Linked DNA regions of Homo sapiens: all the other regions are linked to region 1. The links are chromatin contacts, found by Hi-C or POLR2A ChIA-PET in ENCODE. All regions are on one chromosome and are shown on one strand. The core of a region is the stretch at or near the end of the contact, and the rest is flanking DNA. Distances in the headings are between cores, read along the strand shown.

Evidence for each region. Hi-C counts contacts between places; a loop is a spot of excess contacts on that map. ChIA-PET counts read pairs that join two places held with the same protein, here RNA polymerase II (POLR2A). Pooled maps may share reads with other maps.
Region 2: a pooled map shows a loop between it and region 1 (8-fold over the local background). The contact joins the enhancer-like site here to the promoter of MTHFD1 in region 1. A Hi-C loop is called at or near these places in 2 of 37 single-sample maps with no recorded cell type and 8 of 50 pooled maps.
Region 3: a loop to region 1 is called in a map of B cell, with 24 times the contacts of the local background. The contact joins the promoter of WDR89 here to the promoter of MTHFD1 in region 1. A Hi-C loop is called at or near these places in 4 of 168 maps with a recorded cell type or tissue (B cell, CD4-positive, alpha-beta memory T cell, CD8-positive, alpha-beta T cell and 1 more), 9 of 37 single-sample maps with no recorded cell type and 24 of 50 pooled maps. POLR2A ChIA-PET finds 5 or more read pairs at or near these places in 6 of 52 experiments (Caco-2, HepG2, MCF 10A and 3 more).
Region 4: a pooled map shows a loop between it and region 1 (10-fold over the local background). The contact joins the enhancer-like site here to the promoter of MTHFD1 in region 1. A Hi-C loop is called at or near these places in 3 of 37 single-sample maps with no recorded cell type and 7 of 50 pooled maps. POLR2A ChIA-PET finds 5 or more read pairs at or near these places in 6 of 52 experiments (A549, Caco-2, HepG2 and 2 more).

Annotation. Positions count from the first base shown.
Region 1 is chr14:64,386,814-64,389,892 of GRCh38, reverse strand. MTHFD1 (methylenetetrahydrofolate dehydrogenase, cyclohydrolase and formyltetrahydrofolate synthetase 1) reads right to left here and starts at 1,540. Exons shown (of 28, transcript NM_005956.4): 1 at 1,425-1,540. The coding sequence starts at 1,465. RefSeq lists enhancers at 1,688-1,777, 2,298-2,357, 2,378-2,477.
Region 2 is chr14:63,469,929-63,473,007 of GRCh38, reverse strand. The region is part of intron 2 of PPP2R5E (protein phosphatase 2 regulatory subunit B'epsilon); the gene reads left to right. Among named protein-coding and RNA genes, the nearest start is that of PPP2R5E, 72 kb to the left of the region's middle. RefSeq lists an enhancer at 1,274-1,353. Within about 2 kb of position 1,632, at least 6 of the 41 ENCODE cell types and tissues checked have a DNase peak (open chromatin) inside an H3K27ac peak, as active enhancers do.
Region 3 is chr14:63,640,415-63,643,493 of GRCh38, reverse strand. WDR89 (WD repeat domain 89) reads left to right here and starts at 1,623. Exons shown (of 3, transcript NM_080666.4): 1 at 1,623-1,690. It overlaps LOC105370532 (a long non-coding RNA gene), which reads right to left and starts at 1,433. Exons shown (of 3, transcript XR_001750790.3): 1 at 1,297-1,433. RefSeq lists enhancers at 1,042-1,311, 1,722-1,821, 1,376-2,035.
Region 4 is chr14:63,747,543-63,750,621 of GRCh38, reverse strand. No RefSeq gene overlaps it. Among named protein-coding and RNA genes, the nearest start is that of SGPP1, 21 kb to the right of the region's middle. Within about 2 kb of position 1,646, at least 6 of the 41 ENCODE cell types and tissues checked have a DNase peak (open chromatin) inside an H3K27ac peak, as active enhancers do; they include OCI-LY7, where a contact is called at or near this core.

The DNA of each region.
Region 1 (3,079 bases), core at 291-2,790:
ATCTCTTCACAATCAGTCTTTCTAAAAGGAAGATTTTTATATTAAAACAAAAAGCCACTGGAAAAGGAAGTAAGTTTGAATACAAGCAAACAAAAACAGAAAGTAAAGCAGAAATACAGTTTAGCAAGCCACATGTTGAAAAGCACTAAGCAGTAAGTATTGTGATTTCTTTTTTTTTTTTTCTTAGACGGAGTTTCGCTCTTGTTGCCCAGGCTGGAGTGCAATGGCGCATCTCAGCTCACTGCAACCTCTGCCCCCCAGGTTCAAGTGATTCTCCTGCCTCAGCCTCCCAAGTAGCTGGGATTACAGATGCCTGCCACCACACTCGGCTAATTTTTTGTATTTTTAGTAGAGATGGGGTTTCACCATTTTGGATAGGCTGGTCTTGAACTCCAGACCTCAGGTGATCCACCCACCTCGGCCTCCCAAAGTGCTGGGATTACAGGCATGAGCCACTGGGCCCGGACTTTTCACCACCGATGACTTTGTAATTCACTCAAAAACCTATTACAAAGTTAGGAGTTACAGGACAATTACAATTTAGTAACTGCTGTGGCTGGCAACAGTTACTTACATAACGGGTGATGTGAAAGGTCCCAAGAGCAAACTCAGTAAGGTCACACAGAATATATCTTTCCCTCCTTCATCTACTAGAGGGAATATATTTTTCCCTCTTCCTTCTACTCTCATTTTTCCTCACCAGTCACCTCCCAGACAAAAAGCAGCCAGTGTTACTTCCTGGGAGTAAAGCTGGCAACGATACCCACTAATTAAGCATTCAGATGTCCCGCAAGGGTAGAACAGGCAGAGGTCAAGTGGAATGCAGAATATTCTCAGGACTCAGGAGCCAAATTACGTTTCAAGTAACTCTAGGACCAGGGCAGAGAGATGGCTGTTAGAGAGAAGCACGAGATTGAAGAGAAAGGAAAAATGTATTAGATTTCACTTAGCGTATGATAAGACTATGGTATAGTGGGAAAAGCTATGAGCTGGAAGGACCCTCTGTCATTATCAGCCTTGTAGTCTTGTCAAGCCTTGTCACCTCACTAGTCTCCATCTACTCACCTCCAAATTAACGGGAATTAAGTAGATTGGATTTCTGAGTTCTGACTAGGGGGGCTCCAGGAAGCCGCAACTACCCACTCTCCCGGCAGAAAGTCACCAGCAGCTGCGCGTTTGGGAGCATAGTCGGCACAGGACTTTTCCCCGAAGCACAGGAGCCAGCGGCTACAGCCACTAGGCAGTCCACTTGCAAACGCAGGTTGTGCCCGGGTTCTCTTTCTTTGGCTGCAGGTCTTCAGGTGTTATGGGCCTAACTCTTCCGCTACAAGTGTCCCTCCCGCAAAAAATGGGTCCGGGGGACCTGCACACCCTCAGAGCCCTCGTCCACAGCCCCACACTCAACAACAATGTCAGGTGCTTACGCGGAGATCTCCTTCCCGTTCAGGATTTCTGCTGGCGCCATGGCCTTTATTAGTCCGCTGCCCACGATGGACACCACCAATATCGAGGTTCCACTCCCTCCGCAGCCAAGCAGGACAACCCAACCCACGTGCTTAGGGACTGGCCAGGGGATCACACTACTGCGCCTGCGCCCCTGCCCGCTTCTCCCCCTGCAGACGCGGTGGCGCATGCGCAGTTCGGAAGGACCCGAGTCCCTTAACTAACCGAGAGCTAACAGGTCGGGGACTGCGGGACGGAAGAGGGAGGGGAAGATGAAGAAAATCGGTGATGAATGGCTGGCGGAAATGATTGGCGGAAAGAAAGAGCCAGTTCACAGTGCGCCTTTGTATTCGGCGGGAAACCCGGCCGAAGAGGGAGCTGGAAAGGACTCCGGAATCCGGCCGTAATTCCAGCCAATCAGGGAGTAGAGTTGCGGGGCGGGGTTGGGGCGGGGCAGTCTCGCGGGAGATAGTTTCGCGGGTTCGGGAGGCGAGTCTCCGGTTTCCGCCCAGTCTCTGGGGACGCGGTGGCGGGGTCTGAATCGCCTGGCTTCCAGGGAGTTTTGGGCGGGTCCCCGCACGGGAGCGTGGCAGGCGCTGGACTCGACAGCAGATGTGGAACTGGAGAGCTTGGCGCGCCCTCATACTTTGTCACACACCTACGCCACCAGACTGGGGTCGGGCCCCTCCGCGTTCTGCTCTGGAGGGCCTGGGTCTGGGCCCAGCATAGCGCTTTTAGAATCTCCTCAGCTGAATCTGACGCTCAGCCGTAGGTGAAGCTTAGCCCGCTGTTTCAGGCCCCGCCGATCTGGAAGGAGTGTCAGAGCTGGAGCGCGCGTGGCCTCATCGGTGTTGGGGTCACCCCGGGGTTGCCAGGGCTCATGGAGGGTCGTAGTCTGGATTTTGTCACCCCCACGTCCCCGCCCCGCAGCAAGTCTGGGGTTGGAGAACTCACGCGGTCTTCGTAAGCTACATGCCAGTTGACCCTCGAGGAGGGATGCTCCCTCCCCTTAAGCGTCCACGCTGGAGAAGGAGTAAGATGGACAATTGCCTGGGGAGCCTGACAGGGCGGTGGCAGCTGGGATGCTGGAGAGGACTGGCCCCTTGTGTTACTGAGTCCAAGGAATATGCTTGCTCTGCTCTAGGAACCGCGTTCAGGTTACAGTCATCCCAGTAGAGTCCTGAAGATGCGTGGTTCAGGTCACTTAGGACTTGACCAGATACCGGGTTTCTTTTACAAGCCGTTTACTACTGGCAGAGCTCATCTAAAACTTTTTTTGTTTGTTTGTTTGAGACGGAGTCTCATTCTGTCGCCCAGGCTGGAGTGCAGTGGCACGATTTTGGCTCACTGCAACCTCCGCTTCCCGGGTTCAAGCAGTTCTCTGCCTCAGCCTCCCGAGTAGCTGGGATTACAGGCACCACCTAATTAGCCCGCCACCACGCCCGGCTAATTTTTGTATTTTTAGTAGAGACGGGGTTTCACCATCTTGGCTAGGCTGGTCTTGAACTCCTGACCTCGTGATCCACCCGCCTCGGCCTCCCAGAGTGCTGGGATTACAGGCGTGAGCCACCGCACCTGGCCTAAAACTGATTTTTTATTAATTTTGGGGCTTTTAATATTTTTTTCTTATTTCTAA
Region 2 (3,079 bases), core at 383-2,882, 920 kb after region 1:
CCATCAACTTCGTATAAGCCCTCATAACTCTTCATACTTGGTTCTGATGACATTGTTTTTGGCTAATTTGATTGCCTCCCTTCAGCCCCCGCTAAAACACTTCTCATTATGTTTGCTCCTGTCCCACATTTCTGTGTTGTCAGCCACATGAAACCCAGGTTACCCTGCAGTTTGTAAAGTCCTTTCTGGCCAGGTATGTCCTCATTCCTCCCTCTCATTTCCCACTCTTTCTAGTCACCTGTCTTCCATGCCCTAGACATGCATATCTTCTTATAATTTCTCCCATAATGTGCTCACTCTCACCTCTGTGCTGTTCTTGTCTAAAATATCTTCCACCTTTCCTTTGTTTATTCCTTGTTCTATTCATGCTTCCTTTCTGTCCCATCACTAGCTGAAAGCAATTCAACCTAACTGGCTTTCTAATTGACCTTAGGCTGTGCTGGTGATAATACAGGTTTGAACTCTCAGTTAGACTCCAAATCATATGCAAGTTCAACAAATGTCAGGTGTTCAAAACAAAATGAAACAACCAAACTTCTGTGTCATTACATTTTCCTGAACAGTAAATTAAATCCAAACAAGGTTGAAGTCTTGAAGTAAGCCAGCTTTAGTGCAAAGGAGAAGGCTGGAAGGTTAGAGAAGACTTTGAATCATCTTTTGAGAGACTTAACACTAATGTAAAGGGGTCCTTTATTTTATTTTTTTTTGAGATGGAGATTCACTCTTGTCACCCAGGCTGGAGTGAAATGGCGTGATCTCAGCTCATTTCAACCTCCGCCTCCTGGGTTCAGCCGATTCTCCTGCCTCAGCCTCCTGAGTAGCTGGGATTACAGGCGCCTGTCACCATGCCCGATTAATTTTTGTATTTTTGGTAGAGATGGGGTTTTGCCATGTTGGCCAGGTTGGCCTTGAACATCTGACTCAGGTGATCCACCTGCCTTGGCCTCCAACAGTGCTGGGATGACAGGCATGAGTCACTGTGCCCAGCCTAAGGGGGCTTTTAAATATTAACAGAAATAACAGGCCAGCTGGAGAATCTTTCTAACCCTTGGTAGTTGCATTTTGCTTGGTACAAAGAGGAGATAGATGACAGAATGCTTGTCTTCCTCAATCTATGTTAAAGAGTCTGTTAGGAAGATTAGGAAGATTAACCCTTCCAGATGGTCCCTCCAGTGTACGTTGTAGATATTAGATGAAAACAAAAATGATCAGTAGTGATAAGCCAGCTCTCATTAGTCTTTAGCAGAGGTGGGATAGTGTACAGGTGCCAGATTGTGGAGGTCTGAAGCTCAGCAGGGCCCCCTTTCCAGCTGTGTGATGGTGGGCAAGTTGCTAAATATCTTTGGGCCAATTTTTATATGTAAAAATAAGGTTGGTAATACCTACCTCACAGCATTGTAGAAAGGATTAAAGGAGTTAATACATGTAAACTCCTTATAATAGTGACTGCCACAGAGTAAGTGCTTACTAAGTTTTTACTATTATTATGTATACATGATATGACTGGGAAGGGATGACTCATTCAAGATTTTCAGAAACTATTTATTGTGAAACAGGAAATGGCTCTTTAGAATGCGTATCTTTTTCTAATACCTGACCTGTCTTCAGTGACTCTTGTTTATTTTGGGTTATTCATTCATTAATTAACAAGTGTATTTTGACATTGCTTATAGTCAAGATCCTGAAAGAGTGTATTGTCTGTAGGAGATCATGATATTTTCAATAGAGGATAGATTCTGAAAACTTGTGAGAGTTGTATGAATGAGGTTCTTCTGGCCCATCTGGGTCTATGAACAATCTATACATAAGACATCTGGTTTTATCAGAAATTTGAAACTTACGCATTTTTATGTGTACTCTCCATTCTCAAAGAGAGCCTGGTGCGTGTTTTTGCAGATTTATGTAATATGAGAGTTTCTGGAATCTAGATGAATGTCATTCAGAGTGGTCTCTCTTGAACTTGCCCCACTTGGCTTTTTTCAAAGAAATGTTGTCATCTGCATGCTATGCTTGCTTTGGACTTCAGGGTGGGGTAAAAAATGGCTCAGAAGCTATTGCTTGGTCACCTTTGTAATATCAGGGTGCATTAATGGTACAAGCAAGCAATGTAGATTGTCAAAATTTCAGAATTAGACATTTTATCTTTTTATTAGGATGCTGTAATTTTTTTTTTTTTTTTGTAGAGACGGAGGTCTTTCTGTGTTGATCTTCCCACCTCAACCTCCAAAAGTGTTGGGATTATAGGTGTGAGCCATTGTGCTCAGCCACGTTTTTTTTTTTTTTTAATCTGTTGATAAAGGCTTGTTTTTATGATCCTGTGAAAGTAGATTAGGTGTCAATAGAGTCTTCAGATAATTTGCTTGTTTTATGCTGGAAATTCCTATTAAAATTATGCAATTGGATGAAGCCATTTTGTTATTGTCACTATGAAGTATTTTTTAATAATATAAATATGTTCTTCCTAGAGATAACCCCTTAACCCTTTAGTAGACAGGATAATCAATCACCACATTATCAGAGGGCAAGTCGGTTTTTTTTTTTTTTTAAACTTATGGAAAGGTTATGAGTGCAGAGTGTGATTGTGGAATACTGTGTGCCTTGGGGTTGGAACTGGGCTATAAGTAGGGAGGTAGGAGGCTGGATGCAGGGGCTCACACTTGTAATCCCAGCACTTTGGGAGGTCCAGGCGGCAAGGATCCCTTGAGCCTAGGAGTTCAAGACCACCCTGGGTAACATAGTGAAGCACTGTCTTTACAAAAACTACAAAAATTAGCTAGGTGTGGTGGTGCATGCCTGTAATCCCAGCCACTTGGGAGGCTGAAATGGGAGGATTGCTTCAGCCAGGGAGGTCGAGGCTACAGTGTGCTGTGACTGTGCCACTGCACTCTAGCGTGGGTGACAGAGTGAGACCTTGTCTCAAAAAAAGTGGGGGGTGTGGGGAGGTAGGAGATGAGGAGGACAAAAATCATTGTTTATTCTTTATAATCCTACTGCCACATTTATCTGTCCAAATAAATGGAGAGGAGGAAGTATTTCATTTTGGTGTAAAATTATCCCTTCTGGTTCTTTGTAGTGAAGT
Region 3 (3,079 bases), core at 374-2,873, 750 kb after region 1:
CAAAACAAAACAAAGAGCTAAATCGGTAATGTTTCCTTTACAAACAACCTGAAACCTTCTCTAATCATTTAGAAATAAGATACAAAAATGACAAAAATAATTCGATATTTTAAACAAAAATGCAATAATTACAAGCATCAGTAATGAACGCAGTTTTTGCTTAGCTTTAATTCTGTAAAGTGTACTTAATTTTAATCTAGAAGTGTAGAAGTATTACATACATCCGAAATCATGTTTTTTTCTTCTACAGTCGAAAGTTTGTATTACATGTAAAATAGGAAAAAAATATTAAAATTTTTCGAAAGCGAAAAGTCTACTCAGCAAGTTTTTGGTATTTATTAATGGTTTTACTTTTGCTAGACACAAAAATGAAATACCGCTAAATTAGCTCACAGAAGAGTTCAGGATTCTATAGACTCAGGAAAAGCCTGTCCTAAAACTGTTTTAATAAAGGCTGAAAATAGACACTATAATACAGTCTTTAATAATATACAATGTGTATTCCTCCTGATGGTGGTCTTGCTTGACATTTTAAGCATAGCCCTATTTTCCTGTGAAGATAGCAGCCAGTTCTGCTTCATGTCATAACAACACTTGATTCATGTAAGCAGCTGCTACCTATGCCATCACAGTACACATAATTGCTAAATGTAGGGTTCAAATAATCGTAAATGGACACTAATATGAAAATCAGACTGTTTTGTTGTAACAGCAAAAGTTTTAGAAACAAATAATTTTAGTATCTACTTAGTACAGTAAGCATGAACATATAGTATACAGCTAGGCACAGCAGTAAATTGTTGGAAACACTAACATTTATTGTTTACGAACATACATGCAGTGTTTACACATTTCTTAAATGTTGTCTTTAATGCTGCTGATAAACGAAAGGATAAAAAGTCCAACAAACCACAATAAATGTCAATGGGTGTTATTAACAACATGAAAGAACTCAGTAGCAACAACCACATTTAAAGCTACAGGACTCGAAAGTTCCGGACTACAAATCCCAGAGTTCCCTAGAGCCCAGGCGGAGCTACCTTCAAACTGATCGCTTTTTCACCCAATGACAGCCAGAGAATCCCTAAACCACATTCAGCCCGGCCTGAAGGGCTGGTTTCTTCGCGTGAAAACAATAAGGTATTACGTAGACTTTCTGAACACGAGTGGTAGTTTCAGGGCCTGAGTCTAACTACTAAATTATTTCTCCCCGCATTAGTCTCCTAGTCATCTTAATAACTCTCTACCCAACTCTGGCTCGGTGGAAACTCGGAACGTCTAAATGCTGAAACTCACGTAAATCAGTACCAGCGGATGCATCCAGTCAGCCACGAGGAAGGCGGAATCCGCCTTATTCTTGCCCTTTATTGGCCACGCATCCCACCAATGGGGCCATTAAACTTCCGCTAACGCAGCGTACGGCGTGGTGGTGTGAGCGTTGTACGTACGCTGGGTCTACGAAGGGGCAGGCGTTCTGCTTTCGTCCAATCGGAAGCTAGCAAGAATTCCCCGGGCCGCTATGCCCCACTTCTTTCGCGTCGCGTTACGGGCCGCCTCTCTGCAGCCGACCAATCCTCTTGATTTTCTTGTGCGCATTACCCAATCAGAGAGGTCGAGGCGGGGTTCCACTTGACCGCTCTAAGCCGCCGCGCAGCCTGCGTTTTCTCCGGTACAGGTTGAGGCTACTAAGGTACATTTTGCTGGGCCAGGCTGGGCGGGTCCCCGGGATGGGCAGCCCTCTCGACGAGCGGCGACGCCGTGGTTGAGTCTAGAAAGCTAGAGTTGCTGGACAGCTATCGCGGGAGCGCGGAGGGAAGTGGGAGGTCTGGACGGAGTGTGCACGTGTTGGCAGTCTCGCTCCGCCGTCGGAGCCACCAGGTCAAACCTGTGCTGGCCCTGGCCAAAGAAACTTCTGCGGGTCAGGCTGCTGTTGCCGGTGCAGTTCCCAGTACTTCCTCTGGGGCGTTTTTCAATAAAAGCCAAACGCCCTTGCTCATTTTCAGGGAAAGACCTGTTTCCTCCTGCTCTTTCCTCTCCACGGATACTCTCCCCACCACTAAAAGGGTTTAGTATAATCCTTTTGTAGGCCAGAAAGCAGATTTTCACTTGGGAAGAGACGACCCGTAGTATGGGATGTGGTATGATACCAGCAACTGGTCTATTATATCATTTAAACCACATGGCTATCTAAAGAGGTAGGTACTGTGAGTGTTCTCATTTTCACGCGAAGCAGTGTTAGACATTACTCATTCTTGTGTTTTCTTTAGCTTGTCTCTGACAAATTGTGGCATTCAGCTTCCATGGATGTAAAATTAAAAGATGGTATAATTTGTAAAATGTTGCTCCTGTTTTCTTTTTTGTTTTTCTTTTTCTTTTTCTTTTTTTTTTTTTTTTTTGAGATGGAGTCTCAGGCTGTCGCGCAGGCTGGAGTGCAGTGGGGCGATCTCGGCTTACTGCAACCTCCGCCCCCCGGGTTCAAGCGATTCTCCAGCCTCAGCCTCCCGAGTAGCCGGGATTATAGGCGCCTGGCACCACGCCCGGCTAATTTTTGTATTTTTAGTAGAGACGGGATTTCACCATACTGGTCAGGCCGGTCTCGAACTCCTGACTTCAGGTGATCCACTCGCCTCTGCCTCCCAAAGTGCTGGGATTACAGGCGTGAGCCACCGTGCCCGGCCGTTTTCTTTATTAATTTGAAATTATTTAAAGTCAATAAAAGCCTGGGCGCGGTGGCTCACGCCAGTAATCCCAGCACTTTGGGAGGCCGAGGCGGGCGGATCACGAGGTCAGGAGTTCGAGACCAGCCTGGTCAACATGGTGAAACCCCCGTCTCTACTACGAATGCAAAAATGTGGCGGGCGCCTGTAGTCCCAGCTACTCGGGAGGCTGAGGCAGGAGAATCGCTTGAACCCGGGAGGCAGAGGTTGCAGTGAGCCAAGATCGTGCTACTGTACTCCAGCCTGGGCGACAGAGTGAGACAACGTCTCAAAAAAGAGAAAAAAAAAAGTCAATAAAACACACCTAGAAGTGAATTAATCGATTGTTACCAAGGTAAAATGATCTAGAGGAAAGACATCGC
Region 4 (3,079 bases), core at 397-2,896, 640 kb after region 1:
TGTTATTGAAGTAATATCACACTTCTCGATATGTACATATTCTTGCTTGTGGATATGATGTCTGTCTCTTGATTTGATGGTTAAAATAATCAGCTTTTGGCCAGGTGTAGTGGCTCACGCCTGTAATCCCAGCACGTTGGGAGGCTGAGGTGGGAGAATCACTTGAGCTCAGGAGTTTGTGATCAGTCTGGGCAACATAGCGGGACCCCATCCCTACAAATAAGAAAAATAGGCTGGGCACAGTGGAGCATGCCTGTAATCCCAGCACTTTGGGAGACCAAGGCAGGAAGATCCCTTGAGCTCAGGAGTTTGAGACCAGCCTGGGCAATATGGCCAAACCCTGTTTCTATTTAAAAATACAAAAAGAAAATTAGCCAGGCATGGTGGCACATACCTATAGTCCCAGCTACTCAGGAGGATCACTTGAGTCCAGGTGGTTGAGGCAGCAGTGAGCTGTAACGGTGCCATTGTACTCCAGCCTGGGCAACAGAGCAAGACCCTCCCTCAAAAAAACAAACAAAAAAATAAGTAAAAAATACAAAAAAATTAAAAATGTTCTTACTAAAAGATATTAAAGGGCCAGGCATGGTGGCTTATGCCTGTAATCCCAGCACTTTAGGAGGCTGAGGTGGGCAGATCACCTGATGTCAGGAGTTGGAGAACAGCCTGACCAATATGGAGAAACCTCATCTCTACTAAAAATACAAAATTAGCCAGGCGTGGTGGCGGGCACCTGTAATCCCAGCTACTCAGGAGGCTGAGGCAGGAGAACTGCTTGAACCCGGGAGGTGGAGGTGGCAGTGAGCCATGATAGAGATCATGCCATTGCACTCCAGCCTGGGCAACAAGAGCGAAACTCCGTCTCAAAAAAAAAAAAAAAAAAAAAAAGATATTAAACAAAATTTTGTTTTAAAAATCCAGGTGAGGTTTCTTACTAAAAGTTATTCAATAAAATAAATAAAATTAGCCATGTGTGGTGGTGAAGTGGCATCCTTATCTGGGGCAAATACCCGCTGTTACTCGTCTTGCGTCAAGAAGATTAAGGACATGAACACACACAAGGAGTTTAGGAGCAGAGGTTTAATAGGCAAAGAAAGGCCGGGAGCAGTGGCTCACGCCTGTAATCCCAGCACTTTGGGAGGCCGAGGTGTGGATCACGAGGTCGGGAGATCGAGACCATCCTGGCTAACATGGTGAAACCCCGTCTCTACTAAAAATACAAAATTTTAGCCGGGCGTGGTGGCAGGCGCCTGTAGTCCCAGCTACTCCGGAGGCTGAGGCAGGAGAATGGCCTGAACCCGGGAGGCGGAGCTTGCAGTGAGCCGAGATCGCACCACTGCCCTCCAGCCTGGGCGGCAGAGCGAGACTCCGTCTCAAAAATAAAAATAAATAAATAAATAAATAGATAAAGAAAGAGAAAGGAGAACAGCTCTGTCTCTTGCAAGAGACAGGAGCCCCCGAATGGGAATTCTGGGCTGGAATGGGAGTGCACCGGATTTTATAGGCAGGCTGAAGGAGGCAGTGTCCGATTTACATAACCACAGATTGGTTATACCAGGTGTGATGTTTACATAGAGCATGGGGAAGGCTGGCCAATGCACCCTAATCTTATTATGCAAATGGACTTTCCACTTGGCCGGCGCCGTGTTGTCCGCTCCTTGCTGCACACGTGACTGGCAAAGAGAAGGGAACATGGAGCCACTGTTCTGAACATGCCTAGTCCCCGGTAGCCTTTTCCTATTGGCACAGCTGCTGGCATTCACCTGTGCAAGCTTCTAGCTTGCTTGTCTATGTCTGCAGCTCAATTTTACAGGCTGCTGTTTGTTAGAAAAGAAAATTATTTTGGGGCTGCCTTTTTTTTTTTTTTTTTTTTTTTTGAGATGGAGTTTTGCCCTTATTGCCTGGGCTGGAGTGCAGTGGTGCAATCTCGTCTCACTTCAACCTCAGCCTCCCGGGTTCAAGCGATTCTCCTACCTCAGCCTCCGGAGTAGCTGGGATTACAGGCATGTGCCACCAAGCCTGGCCAAGTTTTTGTATTTTTAGTAGAGACGGGTTTTCTCCACATTGGTCAGGCTGGTCTCAAACCCCCGACCTCAGATGATCCGCCCGCCTCGGCCTCCCAGAGTGCTGGGATTACAAGTGTGAGCCACCGCGCCCGGCAGGGCTGCTTTTCATTAAAAGGAAAACCTTACGGAGGACTTCCTTACCCCCATTATCTGCCTAAATAATTCCTTTTTAACTCCTGCATCAGTGGTGCACACCTGTGGTTCCAATTACTTGGGAGGCTGAGGTAGGAGGATTACTTGGGCCCAAGAGCTCATGGCTGCAGCTGAGACTCTGTCTCAAAAAAAAAAAAAAAACAAAAAAAAGAAGAAGAAGAAAAAAATAACATCTTTTTCTAGTCTTAAGTTGAGAAACCTCTAAGGTTGCTTCCCCTTGTTATCCTAAGTTAGTAACATTAAAACTACAGTTTTCAAACTGCTGATTTGAAGCATATCTTCCGTTTGCATAACCTAAGTTCTTCTACTTGCGGTATACTTTTCAGCAACAATTTTAGCATATGGCAACCACTTCTGTTCCATAAACGTAAAAATACTAGAGTCCTTGTCCTATCACTGAATGTGGGTGTGTCAGAGTGAATGATGACACCTGGGTGTTGAAATGAAACTCAAATAGTGTTGCCATTGACACCCAAAGAATACTAACACTTTTATTCCTTAATGGGAATCTGAGTAGAAAATAATGCCATTTTATTTGATAATGTTGAACTTAACCTGAAGGTTAGGAAATCCCTTCATCTTTTTGTGTTCTAAAAAAATAGCTACTCCCCCATATGAGTTAGATAAGACTCAGGGATGCCTACCTTGTTTAGCTATGACAGTGCCAGACACAGGCTGTCCAAATCTCCATTCCTCTCCTCACAAATAACTAGCTGAAATGTTTTGTCCTCACTGTATCAACAGAAACAAAAAGTGTTTATTTCAGCCTGGCCAACATGGTGAACCCCCCCGTCTCTCCTAAAAATACAAAAATTAGCCAGGCATGATGGCACGCCTGTAATCTCAGCTACTCTGGAGGC